Linked DNA regions of Homo sapiens: region 1 is linked to region 2. Evidence: chromatin loops called from intact Hi-C (ENCODE). Cell type or tissue: B cell. All regions are shown on one strand. Links, peaks and the distances in the headings refer to the core of each region. The heading gives the core; the rest is flanking DNA.

Region 1 (2,906 bases), core at 248-2,747, 430 kb before region 2:
TTGAGTCCTGTCTCTGCCATTTACTTGCAGTATGACCTCAGATGAGTCACTTCCTTTCCTTGAACCTCAGTTTCCTCATCTGTAAGGTAGAGCTAAGGATTCTGACCTCAAAGGAGTGTTCTGAGGGCCAAACGTTGGGAAAGTGGACAGGAGGCAATCTCAGACATCTCATTAGCTCAAGAGGACTCTAGATACCTGAGGGTCATTATGACTGTTGACAAGTAGCCACCTTCTCCCAAGAGATTTTGTTACCATCTGTTTAACAGTGACCTTGAAGGGGATCCATCCCCCACTTTGCCCTTGCCAGTCCCTTAAAGGAGCACGCATGGCCTTTGGTCAGGCTTGGACCCTGGAAGGGAATGCTTTGGGATTCTCTGACTTTGGGTGTGAACTGGGCCCTGGATGCAGAGCCCAAGGGTTCCCCTCTCCTGGGAGGCTCCAAGGTCACAGCGAGTACTAGGGTAGAGTTGGGAAGGAAGCAGAATTTCCTGGGCAAAAGAAATGTCAATAATTCTTTTGTTTTCTTCAAGGCATCTACCTGCCTATCTGGGGCTCCCCTTAAATCCCATGTCTGTGGCTGGAACTATTGAGACTCTCCTACTTTGAGGAGGTCCCACTGTCCTGAGTTCAAATCCTGACTTTTCTCCTTATTAGTTGAGTGTGACTTTGGTTGGACAAGATTTCAAATTCCTCTAAACTCCAATGTCCTCATCTACAAAATGGGCCTCTTAAGAGTACACATTTGGTAAGGTTTAGTGGGAATTAAGTGAGATTATGTGTGAAAGGGTTTAGCACAGTGTAGAGCTCAGTCAATGCCCGTTATTACTGTGATTGGAAATTAGAATGATTGCCACCCATCGTGTTTGTATAACACTTGACCATTTCTGAACTTATGCTTCTCTTACGCCATTTGATCTTCGCAATGACTCTTTGAGGTGGCCGGTGCAGGGATCATGACCTCATTGCACAGATGAGACAACTGGAGCTCAGAGAAGGCAACCGTCTACTCAAGGTCACACAGCTTGAGTATGGCAGAGTGGCAGAGCCAAGTTCACTTCTTGTTCTTTTTTTTTAAGATGGAGTCCGGCTCTGTTGCCCAGGCTAGAGTGTAGTGGCATGGTCTTGGCTCACTGCAACCTCCGCCTCCCGGGTTCAAGCGATTTCCTGCTAATTTTTGTATTTTTAGTAGAGAAGGGGTTTCACCATGTTGGCTAGGCTGGTCTTGAACCCCTCACCTCAAGTGATCCACCCGCCTCGGCCTCTCAAAGTGCTAGGATTACAGGCGTGAGCCACCACACCTGATCTCAAGTCTTCTGAGATGAAGATTAAACAGCACCTTCCACAGGGTCAGACCGGACGAGACAAGACCAGGCTTTGACCACGTGGTTGGGTTGTTCCCTGGGTGCTTCATATCTCCCAAAAACTCCTTGATAGAAATAATCCACAATGCTGTTTCAAACCCTTTTTGCCTCTGTTTATGCTCTGAGCCTGTACCACCTCTAGGGGCGAAGAAACTTCTCCTTTCTCCGTGGCGTCAAACGGACTTTTCCTTGTATTTGTCCTAAAGGGACCTCAGCAGCCCCTCCCCGTTGGGTCCGTCAAAGCACTCTGCCAGAAGGTCTGTGTGTTCTTCAGTGTGGGCACATGATGGCGCTGCTCCACAACGCATGAAAAATCAGGCCCAACCCACCCCTCACCCCCCGCCCCCCGGACTGCATTTCAACGCATCAAAGATCAATTAAACACCTACTATGTGCAAGTGACTGTGATTGCTCCGGGGAGGGCTTCAGTTATTCAATACTGTTATGTTTAGCTATATTAATAATAGCCGTAATAACATCGGTACAGGGCTTCATAGTTTATCGAGCAATTTACGTGGATTATCTGGTTCTATCTGCCAAGCAGTCCTGATGCGTTAGATCGGGTGGGTCTTTCTGTCCCACTTGAGGAGGAAACTGAGGCACGGAGGGTGACAGAACTTATGTAAAGGCACGGGGGAGAGAGGCACATGGTAGGCATTTGATGAATTATAGGTGGTGGATGGAATGAGGCAGACCCAGGCATCTATCTCCTCCAGGTTGTTATTCATCAGTGAGGGCCGGGATTGTATCTTATTTGTCTTTCCATCCCCACTCCTAGCACGGCTTCTGATTGAGGGCTTCCACAGACCTCTGTGGCAGGGAGAGGAGAGGCAGGGGGATTCCCTGTAGGCTGCAATGCCGAACAGCTCCTGGAAGGCTCTCTGAGGGTGTGCAGGCTGAGAGAGGTGGCTTCTGGGCTGGAGACTGCAAAGAGAGGAGGTCACTGCCTTCACCGTGTAGCATTTGCAGGACATGAATGACTCACCGTAATTCAGCTCCTGAAGGCACCAAGTAGCTGAGTGGTCAGGATGATTCATTCATTCATTCAACAAACGTTTTCTGAGTGCCTGTTACATGCTAAGCATTAAGAATGCAGGTATGCAAACACAGCCTCTGTCCCCCTGGAGCTTCCAGAGCAGTGGAGGAGATGGAGGGCAAAGAGCTAGCAATGCGGTTTGGTTTGAGTTGCCCAGAAGTCTGTACTGAGTGCCACGGGGTAACCAAGTCTAGTGGCACAGTGTGAAGGCTACAAGAGGGGGAGATGTTTTGCAGGATTTGAAGGATGAAATGAATTTGCAGATAACCAGACAAAGAAAGGTGCATGAGGACTGGGGGAAGGAAAGCATCAGGGGCAGTGGGGTATGTACGGGCAGGAGCTGTCAAAGGGCGTCAGTCATGTGTTTGAGGATGGGTAACAGATGCAGTAGGAAAGACAGTGGTACCAGCAGGGAGGGCCTTGAAAGCTATTCTGAGGACTGTGAATTGCATCTTGTATTTGTCAGGGAATCACCATGCTGGGAGCTCTGCTAGGAGCTCAGAGTTCCA
Region 2 (2,906 bases), core at 203-2,702:
AGCTGTGACGATTCTGACATGAGCATGAAAAGATGTGTCCAAGGATGCTCCGTGGGTGTGGTTTGTAATAGTCCCAAGGTGGAAATATCTGAAGCTCCCATCAGTGGGCATCTGGTTAGTGTAGCAATATGATAAGGGGGACTTTCAAGACTCCAAATTCAGATAAAGAGTCATCAAAGAGCCCACATCTGCAGAGAACCATAAACAGTGGGGGTCAGATGCCCTCTCAGGGTTCTGCAACCCCACATCCTCACTAACACACTCTGGCCCTCCTCTGGGCCAGGGAGACCTGGGCTAGAGAGAGAGGGAAGAAGTGTCAGAGAGGTGAGTGCTTGGCCAGGTAAGAAAAACTGTGGCTTTTCCTTCCCCCTTACCGTGAAGAAGGAGCTGGGGTGAGCTCCTCTGCCCCAAGCCAGGTGAGGATATCTCCCAGAGGAGCAATGGTAGAGCCTGGCGGTCTTCACTAAGGGGAGACTCACATTTTGTTCCCCAGTGAGAACAACCCATCGTGCCTGCCGGACCTTGCTGTGCTCTCTGCCTTCTGATAGGGAGGAGAGGGTTGGAGGGAGACCACGGGGGATGGAGGCTAGTGGGGCTGCCACACTTCCACCCCATGACGCCACAGGATGAAGGAGCTTCCAAAATGCACGTGGACCCCAAGGAAGGGAGTGAGGCGTGAGTGGCCACGCAGAGCCCATCCAAGGGGGCAGACAACTGGGTGAGAACACCCCAGCAGGCCAAGGCTGTGGGGTGTGCCCTAGAGGAGGGCAGGACCCGAGGCAGTATGGGGAGCTGCTGAGCCAGTGCATCTCCCTCACGGGGGCGCTGTGCAGTGTAGGTGCCCCTATGGGACACGCACACCTCCTCCAAGAGCGGCCCCCGCAGCGGAGCAGAGCTGGCCAGAGGAGCACTAAGTAAGCCAGGCTGACAGAGGTGCTGGAAAAGAGGTCCAAGGGGGAGCTGGAACTGTTACAGGCATTCAAACCAGAGTGACTCCATTTTGAACAGGGGCTGGGCTACTGGGCTGCGTTCCCAGGAAGTCAGGCATTGTTAGCCACGGGATGAAATAGAAAAAAAAAAGTTAGCCAGGTCTGGTGGCGCACACCTGTAGTCCCCGGAAGGATCGCTTGAGCCCAGGAGTTCGAGGCAGCATTGAGCTAAGATCTCGCCATTGCACTCGGCCTGGGTGACCGAGTGAGACCCTGACTCTAAAATAAGTAAATAAAAAGAACCAAAAAGTATCTAATTATGGATGATTTTTACTTTCGTTTAGACGCTATTCTCTATAATAAAAAATGTTGCATTTGTAATCAGAAAATTAAAAAAGAAAGAAAGAAAGAAAGAAAGAAAACTGTTAAAACTGAATTGGTAGAAGAATGGGTTAGTGAGACAATCCCTCGCAGAATCTTGTGCTTTGGGAAATCTCCGTGCCGTTTGTAGAAGGATTGCACCAGTGACGCGGTGACACCCATCTCCTCCCAGCCCCGCCTCCTTCCTTCCGGTCCGCTGCTGAGGCTTGGCTCGGCTTGTGCTGCCACCTACAGGTCAGCGACAGACATTACTTCAACCCCCCTTCCGCAGGGGCAGCCGCTCCCAGCTGCAGTTTTCCCTTTTCATTTTAAGCCCTTGGATTTCAGAGTTGAGGATGGAGATGTGTGGGAACTTCCAATGTGAAGTCAAGATAGGGGAGAGGGCAAGACAGAATGAGATAGAGAACACCTGTGTGTGCATCTGTACATGCAGGGCCCAGTGCAAAATGAAGATGTGGGGGCCCCTTGTTCAAAAATTATTAAGAATCTCAATATTGTAACAGTAGGGCATTAAATCAAGTGCAGCGCCCTCTGAGAATGAGCCGTCTGGGACTGCACAGGTTATAGGCTGCATGCCCATGAAGCCGACTGGCAACCTTGTATTTGGACTTAAGTTAGCAATGCTTTCGTATGCTGTGCCTAGGTGTGTATGTGTACAAATATGTATATTTGTGTGTGTGCATCATGTTTGCGTGCACCTGCTTGTACAAACGTGCTTAGATGTCTGGTTTTTGTTTCGTTTTGTTTTGTTTTCTACACGGAGTTTTGCTTTTTCACCCAGGCTGGAGTGCAGTGGTTCAATTTCAATTTGGGCTCAGTGCAACCTCCACCCCTGGGTTCAAGCGATTCTCTTGCCTCAGCCTCCCGAGTAGCTGGGATTACAGGCACCCGCCACCATGCCCAGCTAATTTTTGTATTTTTAGTAGAGATGGGGTTTCACTATGTTGGCCAGGCTGGTCTCCAATCCCTGACCTCAGGCAATCCACCCACCTCGGCCTCCCAAAGTGCTAGGATTACAGGTGTGAGCCACCACGCCCGGCCTTAGATGTCTGTGTGTAAGTTCATGTACAGTGTGTTTGTGTGTGTGTGTGTGTGTGTGCATATATGCATGTGAGACAGCAGGTTTCTCTGTTCCAGGGAAGGACAGGGGCCTCAGGTTTCTCACTCCAAGGCTGCTGAAGAATAGCAAGAGGGGCCGGGCGCAGTGGCTCATGCCTGTAAACCCGAGGCAGGCAGATCATAGGGTCAGGAGATCGAGACCATCCTGGCCAACATGGTGAAGTCCCCTCTCTATTAAAAATACAAAATTTAGCCAGATGTGGTGGCGGGTGCCTGTACTCCCAGCTACTCGGGAGGCTGAGGCAGAAGAATCGCTTGAACCCAAGAGGTGGAGGTTGCAGTGAGCCGAGATCATGCCATTGCACTCCAGCCTGGTGAAAGAACAAGACTTTGTCTCAAAAAAGAAAAAAAAAAAAAAAAAGACTAGCAAGAGGGTGTCTTCCTATAAGAGGAGTTGTCAGGTCCCACCCACTGAACTGCAGGGCTCTTGGCACAGAAAAACTCTCTCCTAACCTCAGCACTAAGGGAAGACCAAAC

The links. A loop is a pair of places that touch in the nucleus more often than their neighbours do. Peaks named below come from ENCODE experiments on the same cell type or tissue, not always from the same donor. Only the 100,000 strongest peaks of a DNase experiment are listed, where the experiment ranks them.
Region 1: it touches region 2 in a loop (20-fold over the local background); 28 of 110 quality-filtered maps call a loop at or near these places.

The regions. Positions count from the first base shown.
Region 1 is chr22:36,544,797-36,547,702 of GRCh38, forward strand. No RefSeq gene overlaps it. Among named protein-coding and RNA genes, the nearest start is that of EIF3D, 17 kb to the left of the region's middle. In B cell, for the core only: a CTCF peak has its summit at 1,622 (motif pointing right); a DNase peak (open chromatin) is centred at 1,615.
Region 2 is chr22:36,976,703-36,979,608 of GRCh38, forward strand. No RefSeq gene overlaps it. Among named protein-coding and RNA genes, the nearest start is that of LL22NC01-81G9.3, 13 kb to the left of the region's middle. In B cell, for the core only: CTCF peaks have their summits at 795, 1,560 (motif pointing left) and 1,764; DNase peaks (open chromatin) are centred at 839 and 1,489; H3K4me3 peaks cover 797 bases; H3K27ac peaks cover 639 bases.